2 separate regions of the Homo sapiens genome follow, and region 1 is linked to region 2. The links are chromatin loops, found by intact Hi-C in ENCODE. Cell type or tissue: GM12878. All regions are shown on one strand.

What was found. Peaks named below come from ENCODE experiments on the same cell type or tissue, not always from the same donor. Only the 100,000 strongest peaks of a DNase experiment are listed, where the experiment ranks them.
Region 1: a loop joins it to region 2, with 3.0 times the contacts of the local background. A loop is called at or near these places in 2 of 110 quality-filtered maps.

The regions. Positions count from the first base shown.
Region 1 is chr5:68,235,945-68,243,944 of GRCh38, reverse strand. The region is part of intron 2 of PIK3R1 (phosphoinositide-3-kinase regulatory subunit 1); the gene reads right to left. Among named protein-coding and RNA genes, the nearest start is that of PIK3R1, 24 kb to the right of the region's middle. In GM12878, no CTCF peak of the experiment used is centred here; DNase peaks (open chromatin) are centred at 3,590 and 4,189; H3K27ac peaks cover 463 bases.
Region 2 is chr5:68,067,294-68,075,293 of GRCh38, reverse strand. No RefSeq gene overlaps it. Among named protein-coding and RNA genes, the nearest start is that of LINC02219, 120 kb to the left of the region's middle. In GM12878, no CTCF peak of the experiment used is centred here; a DNase peak (open chromatin) is centred at 4,553; H3K27ac peaks cover 632 bases.

The DNA.
Region 1 (8,000 bases), 170 kb before region 2:
CCTAACACTTGATGCTAGAAGAGCAGGAAGTAAACAAGAGTGAAGAGAGGAAACTGAAATTACTCAATTGTCCACGAAGCTTAAGGAGCCATTTTACATAGTCCAATTAAGTAGCCCCTCATCACTCTCATTCATTTAATCATTTCATGGCAGACTATTCAGAATCTGCATCCCAAAGGTAACTTGTTTCTGCCCGTGATCCACCAAAATTAACTGAGCAGCTGCTTTATGCTGAAGCCCTGGGCTGGGAGCTAGTCTTGATGGTACAGTAGCTCCTTCAGGTTAACGAATTGAACTGTCACTAAAGGAAAAGAAAGGTGGCAACGGATAAACTTGTTTGCAGTTGGTTTACACATTTTCTCCAGTGACCATTCTGGGAAAGAAAGAAAGGTGCAACTATTAGCACAAATTTGGTAGAACAGGACTTTCTAACTCCGCCCTCTTTTAATTCACTGCAACTTCCCTTGAAGAATTTTCTAGGTTATGACCTCCATAGATGGTTCTTCCCAGGGCTGAATTTTCTCTGAGGAAAATCCTCTCATCTAGTTAGAGTTCATAGGAGAGGACATATTTTTTTAAAACAGGAAACAGAACATCAAAACTTTTCAAAGTTTTATGTGTCTAATCAAAGCAGTGGAACAAATCTTTTCTTAATCAAAATTATACTTTAACAGTCAGAGACCCTAGTAGATTTTACATGTTCAAAAACTAACAATTCTTCTGATACCAAGAACATATGTGAAACATACAAGTTATGTTTCACATAATACAGAAGCAAAGGGCTCAAAATGGGCCTTACTCTTTCATCGTGGCCTTTTGTAAAAATTGCGACAGTGGACCAGTGGGATTTCTGGCAGGAAAGAAGTCCCATCAGAGGCTGGCTTTTTTTTTTTTAAGGCCTTGCTTATGCAGAAAATTCTTGCTTTTTCCATTATGTGGTGTCTGGGGACGGTGGGAAGAGGAAGGCTTCTTTCTATACTTGTAGAGCACTGTAATTTAAAATGAGTCATGCAAAACACAAATGAAAATGTTAACCTCTGAGATGGGGGTCAGCAAATTTTATTCCCGCTTAGATCCAGTCTTCTCTGGCCAACTTGACTAAATACAAACCAGGGGCTTTCCCTGGATAGTCACGCTCCAACTTACCCAGACACTGAGGGCCAAGTTCAAAAGAAGGCAAGCTCAAGAAGGAGGCCTCTAGAATTAAGAAATCCTTGGCCATGGCTCAGTTCATGGACAGGCCTTGGGCTATCCCGTTCAACTCAGCATACCTCCCATTTCACAGGTGTGAATTTCCACCTCCCATCACAGCTCTTGGGGATACCCTAACTCCTTAGACGGGTAGAATGATCTGTCCTGGTGGCAAGCCATATCACAGTAGCTGACACAGTCTCCTGGGTCCAGCCTGGGAAAGCATTTGAGTTCCTATCTACCCATGGAAGGCCTCTCTTCTGGGGCTTACTGCCTTGCCTCACTGGAAGTCGTGCTTCCAATAAAATCATTAAACCCAGGTTGATGATATAATGGAAGCACCCAGCAACTAGGACTTTTCTTTTGGCTTCATACATTATGACTATGGTGTGAAGTTTGACCACCGTGTATTCTCTGACCAAGATTCAACTTGAGGCCACATGAAAAACTTCAGACACTTGATCCATGTTCTAGCCCCAAAACCTCTAAGTCAGAGCTGTTTCTTTCCTCTATGCAAAGATTAACTTTTTGCCTAACCCATCAATTAAAACACAAACATTTTTCTAGGTTGGAATTGCTATAAGGAGTACAACTCCATATTCTCAAACTAACACTATTCAAATAGCACAACACTTTTGCCTAAATGGAATGAGGGCATTGCTTTAACCTGTGATACTTCGTATTCTTCCCTTTTTATTTCAAGTAAACTTTGAAAGAAGTTGATGCATTTTATCCAAATGTGTGTGCAAATTGTCATAAATAAGTCTCTGATTTGATACATGCTTCTAGTACATGATTTTGACAGAAATGAGATATTGGCCAATCAAGCATTTTTAATATCTATAAGATTCTTAAATTAGTTTGAAGGTAACTGGTGTATGGGTAAAGATCACAGAAATGTGAGATTGTATTTAAAAGTCTACAATTTACAGGCAACTACTTGCTAAGATTTAGTTAATACCACTAGAGGTTCCTTTCCTCCTGCAACTCGTCTTGAGGGTGGTACAGTGTGGTGCTGGGAAGCACCCATCCTGAAGTGAGAGAGGCTGCATGCAAAGACCAGCTCTTTACCAGCTACTAGTGTTGGACTCTGGGCAAGTTTCTTTTTCTTTCTAAGCCTCAACCTGCAAATAGCACTAAGTGGACTAAGTGAGATTAGGTAGGTAGAGCACACAGCACATGGTGCCTGGAACAAAGCAAATGTTCAATGCTTGCCTGCAATTGTGTTAGTAAGGAGTCACATTAAAGAAATTTCAAATTTTTCATCTCAGAGGTAAAACATTTCATCTTGCATGTATTTAAGAAAAGGAAAATGTAGCATCTCAATGTAATGAACTAAAAACAGTACTGTAAAAAAAAAAAAAACAAAAAAAATTGTAACCACCACCTTTTCAGCAAATCAAAAATGCAGGTAATTATTCAACTACATGCCCAGAATAAAGTAACAAAATTAATCGAACATGCACTGGGGTTTTACTAAAACTATTAAGTATCAACTCTTCTTTTTAAACCTTATAAACAAAAGATTTTTTTTCCTCTCATTTTAGGAGGCCTTAATTACTATTAACTAGTAGTCATCAGTATTATTAATAGTTACTATAACTATTGACCCCCACCAGGACCATTTCCTTCTCTTAGGAAATTATACATTAAATGTGAGACAATATAATGTGAAGATTACTAACTACAATTGCTAAGTTATAATTTAAAACATTTCAATATGTGAACTAAACAGCATTTGGTGCTGGTGAAAGATGGTCCCTTAGGAGTCCACTGAATCAAGAGACTCGTCATCATCTAAGCAAAACCCTCACTAGAAAATAGAATGAGTGGGGTTGCCTGGGAAGTGGAGAGTGACAGTGGTTTTGTATTTTGGAAAAAGATCACTGTGAAACTCACCTCATCCTTCTCTTCTAGAATATATGAAAGGCAACTGGTCTCACAGCTAGACTATAACAAAACCAGGAAGGAAAGAAGAAAGGAAGGAAGGAAAAAATATTTTCATTCTTAAAGAACATAATTACCCAAAATATTAAAGGCATGTAACAACTAGATTGGCATTCACCGAAAGCAGTTATGGGGATAAAAAACAGTTACAGTGACAATTCACTTATTTGGGGTAGGCAAAGAGGTCTCAGAGTCTGCTGCAGACTCAGGTTCCTGGCAAAGAAAACAAGAGTAAACATTTTTTGCATCTTGTCAAAGTTTTCCTTATTGAGGGCCAAAGTTAGATGATTCCAATCACAGAAGGGCTGGAGAGATGTGGTCTGACAAGAACTGGAGTTTCAGTTAAACAACTGTGAATTTTATGCTCCAATATGTTTAAACTTCCTCTAAATGTTAAAGCTGACCAGGTTTCTCAAGTTTCCCCTAAGGGGAAGATTAGACCACAAGTGACAGTTACAATATAACTGTACACATAATGCCAATCCAAACAATGAAGGCTAGTGAAGTAGAAAGAGCTGGCTTTCAATCCTTTCTCTAAAGCTGCTTTTAGTAGAACAGTACACTCAATTATAAAGGCAGATTTGTACAGTGTACCCAATAATGGCTTTTCTATATGATGGTTTAAATATAACATTTACTACATATCATATACGAATACATATTATATACAAATATATATTTATACATAAACATTTATATATAAGTAATATATATATAAAAGTTGAATATTATATAAATCTATAATGTTATCTACAACATTAAGAAGCACAAGCCAAGTGAGGGCTACACTGAAAGTTAAAATTTTAGCCAGTTAAGAGCCACAGTTTCCAACATGCAGGAGGAATGAACTGCCCTTTAAAAGTAATCACCTCTTTCCAGCCTGCGGTTCTGATGAGGTTCTTTTGCTGTAAGGAATAGTAACTCACACATCTGCTTTATTCTTTTCAGTTGTTCTTGTGTCTGTTTCCTGAGAGGAAAAATCTGCTTGTTTAACTCACTTTGTCATATCAGACCGCATCACACGTCACTGGCAAGCCAGGGAGTCATCTGCCTTTGGCTCCGGGGTGCCTTGTGGCTGGTCGGAAGTCAGCAGCATCAAGCAGTGTGAACATTAACCCCCGGCGCCCCTTTCGCTGTATTGCACAGTTGCTTAAGAGCATTGGGTCAACAGTCAGACTGTTTGGGGTCAAATCCCAGCTCCTCCACTAGCTGTGTGACCTTGGGCCATCTCTAACTAAACTTGTTTATCTTTAAAACAGGTATAATAAGGCCAGTGTCACAGAGTTCTTAGGAAAAGTAACAAGTCAATGGAATAAAAGGTTAGTGCAGTACCTGAAAAATAATGCGTGTGTTGAACACACAAATATATGTATATGGTCAATTTTATATGTATATATGTATGTGTATATACGTACATACATATGTTAATGTCTGTATTTCTTTAAAGTAGTCATATATAGTAAACATTTTCCCTGTATTATTTTTATTCTTTCTTTGTTGCCTATCTTTTGGAATATATATTTCTAGGTGTTTAGAAGATACATACTTTATAGTTTTATTATTTTGATAATTACTGAAGTTAACCAAAATGAATTAAGTTTAAATTTACACCTTTTTAAATTATAAAGCTTAACAATAAAAAGGCAACCTTTAGGTACTCCCACGTGAACAAGAGGTTTAGTGTATCTTTCCTGAGCTCCTGCTTATCAACGAATGCCTCTCAATTGCCTTTCCACATAACATATAAGGAGGAAGCTCAGTAAGTTCTTAAGTCACCATCTTTTCTCCTCAAAACTCTACTAAAATCAATGCACTATTTTTTTTTTTTTTTGGCATTTATTGCTAGAAAGGAGAAGAAAAACAACTTTGTTCCCTGGTAGCTAATATCTTGCCAGATATTTTGGCAAGGTACTTTAACATTATTCTTAAATAGAAATGCCCAAACATATTTTTCATTGATTTCACATGAAAAATACGGCAACACTTTCAAATCTGCACACGTGCATGAAAACTTCTTATAATGATGTTGTTCTATTTCACTTGGTTCCCTGTTTATCAACACTTGTAATTCTCCTGTTAGATATTCTCTCTATATATCTTCTCCCTCATTTTATGTTTTTATCCTTTGGATTCCAAAGAGCTTTATCTTGTTTCTCCTTCAAAACACAGACTTTATTTTCAGCTCATTACCCCCTTACACATGAATTTTAATATGCTATTACATTTTTAACTTAGTCTTTTTTTTATTGTTTCACTCCGATTTCATCCCATCTTACTGTCTTTTCATCTCATAACCGCCTGACTACTTTCTGTCCCTTTCATGAGGGACAGAAATAAATCATAATACTAAGTGGAAATACTATAACAGAAATAAATTATAATCAATCAGTTCTGGAGGTCTACTCTTCTTTCAAATCTCCAGTATGATCTCCCTTTTTCTTTTATAGATGGACATGGTTCAGTAGGCTCGGTTAGGTTTTTCCTGTTTATCACTAAACAAGGAAAGACCTACCCATGCCTGGTGACTGCTCTGAGCTAAGGGATCCACTTGGGTGCTAGTTATTTGGCAGTCTGAGATGAAAAGGCCAGTTCCAAGGTGGTTTTCATTTCAACATGGTTTTGGTTAGCCTGAGAGAAAAATCTCCTGCGTTCACCGCCTGACTTTCTGATGCTCTGAGTGATGGAGAGCCTGTAATACTCAAAACCCTCAGTGAACACAGGTCTTTCTAACTCTACCCCACCTTCAGCACTTTATTTTCATGGATCAGGATTCTCAGAATATAACAGTAATAGCCCCTAACTTACCATTCCAGCTCTCTCTGGTTATTTTCTAAGTTGTGACCTCCTACTGATTAGAAAGGCTCTGTCGGAGAGGACAAGGAAGAGGGGGGAAGAGCATTCCTGAGGACAGTTCCCTGGGCCCTTTCTGAATTATGGACAGAGTTAGGGAAGAGATGGGTCTGCCCTGCTACTTTTAGGTAGTCAAAACTTATCCTATATTTTTTAACCCCGGTTCTGTTGAGTTTACAGTAGGCATTTCTTCCCACTAATTCTAGTTTTATGTGTTAAGAATATTTTTTTTTTTCTTCCTATCTTCTTAGGAATTGTACTGAGAAGAGGCTCTCTCGGAGACTCTCAAGAAGCTGTGTCAGGACTACCAGTCAGAGGCCTTTTTAACTCAGAAAACATTTAAAGTTTTTTTTTTTTTTTTCAATGGGAAAATAAGTAAATAAGTAAAATTTCTCAACTTCGCATTCGAGAAGTTCTGCTGGCACTCACTACCTTTGAGAGACTATCTCTGGGCAATGTCACACTGTCCTATTAGACATCTGAAAATAAAATTCACCTGTGCCTTTCCCTTACCCCCTCAATCACCCCTCTGCCCTTGGAATTCAGGTAACAGAAACACAAATGTTATAAATTTGGCAGTGGCCAACTTTCCTGAGAAATATGGTTTGGCATTCAAAGGAATTTGGCAATTTGTACTCAGTCTTTTTAAATGGCATTTACTGCTAACCTTGACATAATTCAGGTACAAGACTTCAGATTCATCTGAATCAACTTCAGGTTTCTTGTTTTTATGGACTTCAAGCAGCTGCTATCCACAGACCAAAACACACAATTCTTATGCTGGATACCCTCAAGTTTTTGGCTTTTAAGCAAGTAATAACTCCAGTCTGTGCTCCATTTTAATCAAAATGATATAATTATGAGTCTGAAATAAGAAAACTTGAAACTCAGGGAAACATTTAAAGCAGACATTTAACTTCTTCAAAAACAACAGAAACGAAGGTAAATCTATTTATCAAGGTTATAAAACTTTTGAGTTATCTGATCATGGTGTATTTCTTCCTGAGAAAAATTGCATTTACATGCACATACCCAAAACTTTGTCTTAGCTTCATGGCCTTATCCGTCTCTTTGTAATTCAATCCTTTCAAATATTTACCAGACATAAGAAAATGTTGTAAGTCACATATAAATTGGAGGTAAATTTCTGGAGTTGCATGAATGTAATAGCTAGTGAAACCTAACAGATAAAGCAGACATAATTGAAGACCACCCAAAAAGCAAAATTCAGTTACCGATCACTTCACAAGAGACTGCTTAAGGAGATCCTCATGACTGCCTGCCTTGCCCAAAATGTTCTTGAATCTTATCAATGTGCCATCACTATGATATTTTTTAATATGATCACTTTTTAAATATTTACACAATCACATGACCTTCAGTTTTTAAATCTCAAAAACGGTTATAGGGCCAGGCGTGGTGGCTCATGCCTGCAATCCCAGCACTTTGGGAGGCCGAGGTGGGCGGATCACAAGGTCAAGAGATCGAGACCATCCTGGCTAACACAGTGAAACCCCGTCTCTACAAAAAATACAAAAAATTAGACGGGCGTGGTGGCAGGTGCCTGTAGTCCCAGCTACTCGGGAGGCTGAGACAGGAGAATGGCGTGAACCCAGGAGGCGGAGCTTGCAGTGAGCCGAGATCGTGCCACTGCTCTCCAGCCCGGGCGACAGAGCGAGACTCCATCTCAAAAAAACAAACAAACAAACAAAAAAAGGTTATAATATGCCATCTTTGCAGGGTGGTTGTGAGCGTCAAATGAAAAATGTCTATAAAATGCCTGGCAGGGCCAGCGTGGTGGCTCGCGCTGGTAATCCCACCAGTTTAGGAGGCCGAGGTGGGTGGATCACCTGAGGTTAGGAGTTCGAGACCAGCCTGACCAATATGGTGAAACCCTGTCTCTACTAAAAATACAAAAATTAGCCAGGCGTGGCAGCATGTGCCTGTAGTCCCAGCTACTTGGGAGGCTGTGGCTGGAGAACTGCTTGAACCCAGGAGGCAGAGGTTGCAGT
Region 2 (8,000 bases):
GGATCTCAATAGAATAGGAGGTGAGTAGGGGCTGGCGGGGAGGGGAAGTGAGGCAAATACTCATCCATAGGAATTAAGAGTACAGTGTTCTTTTTTTTTTTTTTTTCCCTTGGGGTGGGGGAAGTTGTTGTTTTGTAGAAGTTGTTGTTTTTGTAGAATGTCTGAAAGATAAAGAGATAGGAAACCAGATTGGGCAGGGGAAATCAGACAGTGATCCAGAGCTGATGCCTAGAACAGGAAAAGGAGAGGATAGCAGACCCGGCCTGGGAAATTCTCTGGCTGTAATTCACATCTGACAGAGCTTGGCCAACCCAATAGGAAGTTTTGGTGCCAAGCTGGCCTGTGAGGAGTCCACCACCAGCCAGGGCTGATTCTGGGTCCTGATGCTCCACCATGCTCAGTCATTGGCTGGGAGCTGCCTGGAAAGACCATAGCTCAGAGTGACACTGTGGCAGACACTGAAGGCGTTGTCCCTGGAGACTGTCACCTAACAGCACTCCTTGAGGCTGAGTGGCAAGTTGCTTTCCTGAGGGAGGCCTAAGCTGGTACCATAGCTGCCACTGGGTGGGGGTGAATTCTGGAGAATGAGTGGGTGAACACATAAAAAGAGAAGGGGAGAGAGAGAGACAATTTAATTTTTATCAGGAAATGACTATCATCTTTTTCTTTTATGAAAAATAACCACTAGGTGTGCAGATACCTGTGATACATTTAGTTGTAATTAATTAAGCAACAGGATCATATTCAATTTTAAGGGCCTAGAGAGTAGGGTTTGGGATTATTTTACATATCACCTGGGTCTAGAGCAGGGGTCAACAAACCATGGCCTGTGGACACAGACTGACCCACAGCCTGTTTTTTGTAAATAAAGTGTTATCAGAACACAGCCAGGAACATATTTTTCTATACTGTGTGTGGCTTCATTTGCACTACAATGGCAGAGTGGAATATGGTCCTAAAAGCCTGAAATATTTACATTGTATCTGACCTTTTATAGAAAAGATTTGCTGACTCCTTACCTAGTTTAATAGCTGCCCTCCAATTATCTCCTGTATGTGATTGGCCTGATGCCCAGCCTGAGGACAATTGCGCAATTAATTAGAAGCCTCTGAAAACTCCTTCTAGCCCAGTTGATCACCCATGTTGTTATAATGGTAGGGAGAGGGGTAGGGATAAGAGTAGGACACTTGGAACTTGATTTGCCACAATAGTCACTGCTTGAGTCTATGGCTTTAAGTCATAGTTAAAGTGATCATTAATTATATGTGAAAGGGTGACGTATTCAATTACTATTATTCTGCAGGTTTAGTTTATCAGATTAGCTACCAGGACTAAATTAGTGAGATTTGAGGATTGGGATATAGGTGGGGTGAGAAGCTGAGGTTTAGGCTTGATTCTTCAGGAGAGGACACTGGGATTCCAGGCTAGAAACCCATTAAGAGTGAGGAGACGAAATAGAGTAATCATTTCCTATGACAGTAAATTATGATGATGGGCAAATCCTTTCATTCAACAAATATTTACTGAGCATGTGCTATGTGCTGGGCCCTGCTCTAGGTGCTGGAGATGCAGCAGTGATCATAACACAATAATCTCTTTTCCTGACTTGTGCCTATGTCAACTTAATCTACAAGCAGCTTGTCTCCTGTGATCAACTGCCTATGGAAAAGATCAGGCTAAGAATGTCATTTAAAAAATGGCTTTCATTTCCAATAATCCCACAGTGAAACACAATAGCTTTGATAGATAATCCCACAGTGAGGCACATTAGCATTGATGGAAAAGTCAGGAAAAGGAGAATTTTTGTCTGTTTTGTTTACCTAGAGCAAGGCCTGGCACATAGTAGGTGCTCAATAACTTGTTGAATGAACACATAGCCACATCGTAATCTATTGACAGGCAATACAGAGGCATTTGCCTGCAATCCTGGTGCAACTTACAGTCCACTGAAAAGGACAGACAATAAGCAAAATAAATAAGAGAAATACATAAGATAGTGTATATAAAGTGATGATTACTAGGGAGAAAAAATAAAGCTGGGAAGTGGGATATGATGTACTTGTGTTTCGGGGTTGAAGGAAGCACTGACATTTTATGTGGTGCACCAAGGCATGACTCCTGAGAAATTGGATTAAAGAAGGCCAGGCACAGTGGCTCATGCCTGTAATCCCAGCACTTTGGGAGGCCGAGGTGGGTGGATCACCTGAGGTCAGGAGTTCGAGACCAGCCTGGCCAACATAGTGAAACCCTGTCTCTACTAAAAATACAAAAATTAGTCAGGTGTGATGGTGCACACCTGTAGTCTCAGTCACTGGGGAGGCTGAAGCAGGAGAATCACCTGAACCCAGGAGGCGGAGGGTGCAGTGAGCCAAGATCATGCCATTGCACTTCAGCCTGTGTGACAGAGTGAGACTCTATCTCAAAAATAACTACAACAAAAAAAAGTTGGAGTAAAGAGAAGTGGGTCTGTTTTTTCATGGGCCTCTCCATCAGCCTCTTCAACAAAACACACAAAAAATTAACAACAAAAAAAACGCCACAAAACATACAAAAAATTAACTTAAAAAACCCAAAACACACAAAAAATTAAAAAAAAAAAAAAAGAGAGAGAGAAGGCTGGGCACGTTGGCTCACACCTGTAATTCCAGCACTTTGGGAGGCCAGACTGGCGATCACCTGAGGTTGGGAGTTCGAGACCAGCCTGGCCAACATGGAGAAACCCCATCTCTACTAAAAATACAAAATTAGCCAGGCGTGGTGGCACATACGTGTAATCCCAGCCACCCGGGAGGTTGAGGCAGGCGAATCGCTCGAACCTGGGAGGCAGAGGTTGTGGTGAGCCGAGGTCATACCATTGCACTCCAGCTGGGCAACAAGAGTGAAACTCCGTCTCAAAAAAAAAAAAAAAAAAAAAAAAAGAGATTGCCACTTCAGACATGTTGTGCAAAAAGAAAATGTATAAAAAATGGGATGAATGCTGTATTTTTTTTAACCTGTGGCATCATCAGATATAAAATGCAAAGTAATAGCTTGGGAGATTTGTGAATGTCAAACTGATTAATTTCAGGCTTATCACTGCGTAGGCTATTGAACTTGCCTATTGGTTAAAACAAATTCTGGGTCTGCCCTTCTTAAAGGCTTTCAGGCATGAGTATAGGGTTCCTTACAGTGTTAAAGCTCTGCACAATAAAAGTCCTGGCTATAAATTTTGCTGTGCTTCCCGGCTAAATGGACACTTTGAGTGGAGACAGACTGGCGGGAGCTGAGGTAGTTATAGCTTTGATTGACTGCCCCTCTATCATTCCATCTTCCAAGAGCCTTGAGCAGAGTTGAGAGTATTGAGCATGTTGATTGGCTGCTGTTCAGAGATTGAGACAATGCAAGTGATGTCTAACCTTGGTCAGTTTGTAGGCAACACTACCATGATTTTGTGTGGTTAAGTCACGTGAGCATTAGGAAACGAAGGAATGAGGGAATGGGATGTTTGTTAATACATCTCTTGAGAGGTTAGTCCTCTCTGACTCATTTACTTCCCGGAAGTCGTGTAGGAGAGTCATTAATAGAAAATCACCTGTGAAAATTTGCTATTTGTACTCAATGTAACATCGAATGTGAAGGTCAATTGATAATATTTGCTTTGAATATCCCAGATTTGGGGTATCTCTACTGCTTTCTTTCTTTCTTTTTTTTTTTCTTTCCCTCTGGTGCTAAAAAAGCTCAAATGAATCTTGGCAAAAAAAAAAAAAAAGAAAACACCAAAAAAAAAAAAACTTTTTTTTTTTTTTTTTTTTTTTTTTAATCAACTGCAGATGTTGGAGACGAATTTTGTTGGATACTGTGGTTAGAACATAGCTCAGGTCCCCACAAGAGTCACATTTTCTAACTCCAGGGCTCCCCGTTTGAAAGTAATGAATATATAATTGAAATCAATAAGATTTTCTGGCCGTGAGATCTTTAAAAATTATTATTCAGTCTCTTGTTAGTTTTTCATCAACTTTCATTTGATATGTTTTTATTTACTTTGATGCTGGTAAAACTCTCCTAATGCTGTAATTATAGGAGTAAGACTGAATATGTTTTGCTAAACATCTGTGAGGAAAATGCAGTGTTTGATTTGTTTCTTTTTTAATTTGCAGTTTGGAAGAGGTTGATTAATCCACTGGTAGAGTCATCTGTTCCATCTTAAGTTACACCCATTAGAGGTTGTTATAAATCCATCTGTGTAGTAAACTGAGATTTCTGGAGACTAAACGACTTCATGGATCTGTAACTCTATTAAACAATATAGTTTCACTCCTTAGTTAGGATTATTCTAAATCATGCACTAGGACCACATTTTGAATATCTTTTTGTGAACAGAAATTTTATTTGCTTGTTGGTTTCATGACTTGAGTCATACTAGTCACCTTCTGTCATCTTGGCTTGTGGTACCATATTGAGTCAGAATTTTAGTATTCATTAAAAAAATTCAAATATTTGGTTTTCTTAAATCATATTTGGAAACGTTTTGGTTCCCCTGTCATCTGAAGGACTATCTCCAGGGAGAAAGTGTGTGTGGAGTCACATGTGCTCACCCATATCACATCCTTTTCTGTTGCTGTTGTGCACATGGAGCTGTACAGCAACCTCAGAAGGCCAGCAATTTGCTAGTGAAACCAAGCTAAGGGACAGTCATCTTAGAAAGTCCCCAAGGGAATTTTTCAGTGTCATCTTAAGTTTTCAAAGGCATGTGCCTGAGGCACAAATGGATAAAATAAAAACCAGAATTTTAGAACTTCAAAATTTTCAATTTGTCCCACGTATTGTAAGATATATAAAAAGAAAAAAAGAAAATGGAACTCGATTCACAGCTTTACGTGATTATAAGTTCAAAATAGTTGGTATCTCTAAAGAGTTGAAAAGTAAAATGAAAATAAACCTAGAGCGAGGAGACTAAGCTGCATGAGCACCAAAAGAGAGCTTTAGTGTTACCTGGGAGAATAGAAACGTTCTATTGACTGTTCACCATTGTATTTATTCCCAATGTCTTGTGGGTGTTAAAATTGGGAGCTAGGGCCAGGCGTGGTGGCTCATGCCTGTAATCCCAGCACTTTGGGAGGCCGAGGTGGGCGGATCACGAGGTCAGGAGTTTGAGACCATCCTGGCTGACACAGTGAAACCCCGTCTCTAGTAAAAATACAAAAAATTGGCCGGACGTGGTGGCAGGTGCCTGTAGTCCCAGCTACTCGGGAGGCTGAGGCAGGAGAATGGCGTGAACCCAGGAGGCGGAGCTTGCAGTGAGCCAAGATCGGGCCACGGCACTCCAGCCTGTGCGACAGAGCGAGACTCCGTGTCAAAAATAATGATGATAATAATAATAATAATAGGAAGCTTGATTAAATTTACATCGCATTACAAGACATTTTCATCTCCATGCATATGATGAGTGCAATGAGATTTTACTAATTTCTTTTTTTTTTTTTTGAGTCAGAGTCTCTCGTTCTGTCTCCCAGGACGTAGAGACACTGACTATACGGGCCAAAATATTTCTTGATCAAAAATGTTATGGGATCTGGCATCCAGATTTAGCTGGTTCTACTAAATCTCCAGTTTGATAAACGTATCAACATTTTTTTGTTTAAGTTTATTTTAAATCCCTGTTAGTTTTAAACTCCTAGGTAAATTTAATACAACTGGAAATATTGTAGGCTATTTTTGTAGCATTTATTATGAACATGATATTTTTAAAAAGGGTCTTTTACACATAAACATATCTTAACCTGAAATTTGGAGGTTTATTATTTATGTAGATTTATAAAATTTATTCAATAGCAAGAAAGAGTAAAAAACAAAATCAAGTAGAAAAAATAAATGTACAATTGTGACAATTGTACTGTAAATGAATTCCTTACGCAGATGCGTTTTTTTTAAGTAGGTGAAACTTTAGAATAGTGATAAGACTTCGCTTTTTCCTGAGACTAGTATACTTATCATAGGTGCCCAGAAACAAACTCTAACTATAAAATACCTCTTGGAGCATGGTATAATCAGAAATGTCAGTTTTTGCAGACTTCTTCAGTTTTCAAATATTTACACCTGGTATTAAAATTAATTACATTAGGCTGGGTGCGGTGGCTCATGCTTGTAATCCCAGCACTTTGGGGAAGCCGAGGTGGGCAGATCACCTGAGGCCAGAAGTTCAAGACCAGCCTGGCAAACATGGTGAAACCCCATCTCTACTAATGTAAAGTACAAAAAATTAGCCGGGCGTGGTGGCAGGTGCTGTAATCCCAGCTACTTGGGAGGCTGAGGTAGAAGAATCCCTTGAATCGGAGAGGTGGAGGTTTCAGTGAGCTGAGTTGGCACCACTACACAACAGCCTGGGTGACTCCATCTCAAAAGGATAAAATAAAATAAAAATTAAAAAAAAATAAATTACACTTTAGAAATAGATGTATCCCTATCTTCCATCTTGCAACCACCTGCAGGATACAAAAGTAGCAAACTATTAGGTATCAAGCCAAAGATCCCCACGGGGCTCAGGAAAATGGCGTTTGGTTGACTGGAGAGAAAGAATGAGTGACACAGAAGAGGACTTTAGAAAGTAGCCCTTAGGGTCACTCAGCTGATTTCAGGACGTTGCTCAATGGGCATTGTTCATGACCATCTTTAAAAATGGCTTCGCTTGAGTGAACTCAAAGAAATGAAGGGCATGTGAGTTAATCCAAATGCATATCTTTGTTAACTGAGGGTCGACTCCAGAGGACAACTAATGTACTCACTTCGGAGGTCAATGTGTAGCTTCTAAATTTCAGTCCAATTAAGTCAACGTAGTTTGTACACGGCATTCTCCTGCAGGCTGGAGCTGGTGATTCATAGGCCCCTCAGCTGTTGTCAACAGCATTGGCTTTAAGGGCTCTGACAAATGACATTAGAAAATACATTCAGTGCTTGAGTCAGGGTGCCTGATGAAAACAGTATGTAGCATCTTTAATGTCCCTCAAAATACCACATCATTTCATTATTAAATTTCTGTGTCCCAAATTGGACCTGTTGAAAGGGCTCTTGAGCAATCCCAGTCTTTTTTTACCACTTCTCAAATGGACAAAACTTTTCTATAAAAATATTTGGTCTGCTTTCTACTGTCACTTCTGAATTTAATTGGCTGTTGGGGTTTGCCTCCAGCTGTCATTTTTGGAGCACAGTTGTAGAACTAAACTCTTAAATAGTTGGGTCAGGGGTCTAAGTCATCTAAAATGGATCTTTAAGACCATGGGATTGAAGTTTTGTCTTTGTACCTCCGGTGTTCTGGAGAGAAGTAGAAGAAAGGAAAAGAGATAAGGACATGGAAGTCTCCAGGCCAAGCCCATCAAGGCACGAAAGTGTGCAGGTACCAAATGGACGCAGTTTGAATAGGACTGAAAGACAAATGTTACAACACTGAAGTGGGCTCTCCAGAAAGCCTGATGGCTGAAAATATCCAACAGTTAAGAGAACCATCTGGATTTGAAGTTGAAGTGTAGCCTGGACTTCAAGAGAAGCTTTAAAAAAGGTATTTCTGGTAAACCTGGGGTGAAATGTTAGTGAAGACAGGGGAGAAGATCTCATGATTTGGTGGCAATATGTAAGAAACTGCAGTTTCTTACATATTGTGTTTGGTAAACCTTTCATTTTAAAGCTTTTGCAATTAGACTTTATGAGACACTTGGAGATCAAAAGACAGGGACATTCTGTATAAAGAGCATGACATAAGAAGACATGGATTTCAACATCACAGTATCATACTTACTCAACCCCTGACTTCGGGTAAGTCATTGAAAAGTTTTAGGCCTTATTTTTTTTTAGAGATAAAAAATAACCCATAAAGTCTCTTCTAGTTCCACATTTTAAATTTTTTCTTGTATTTTTTCTGACTTCCTTTGCCTATTCCTATTCAAATAAGGAAATGCAGAGCAAACCTGAGTGGGTGAGAAAGAGATCCTCTTACTAACCCCTTCTCCCTGTCTTCACAATTCCTAACA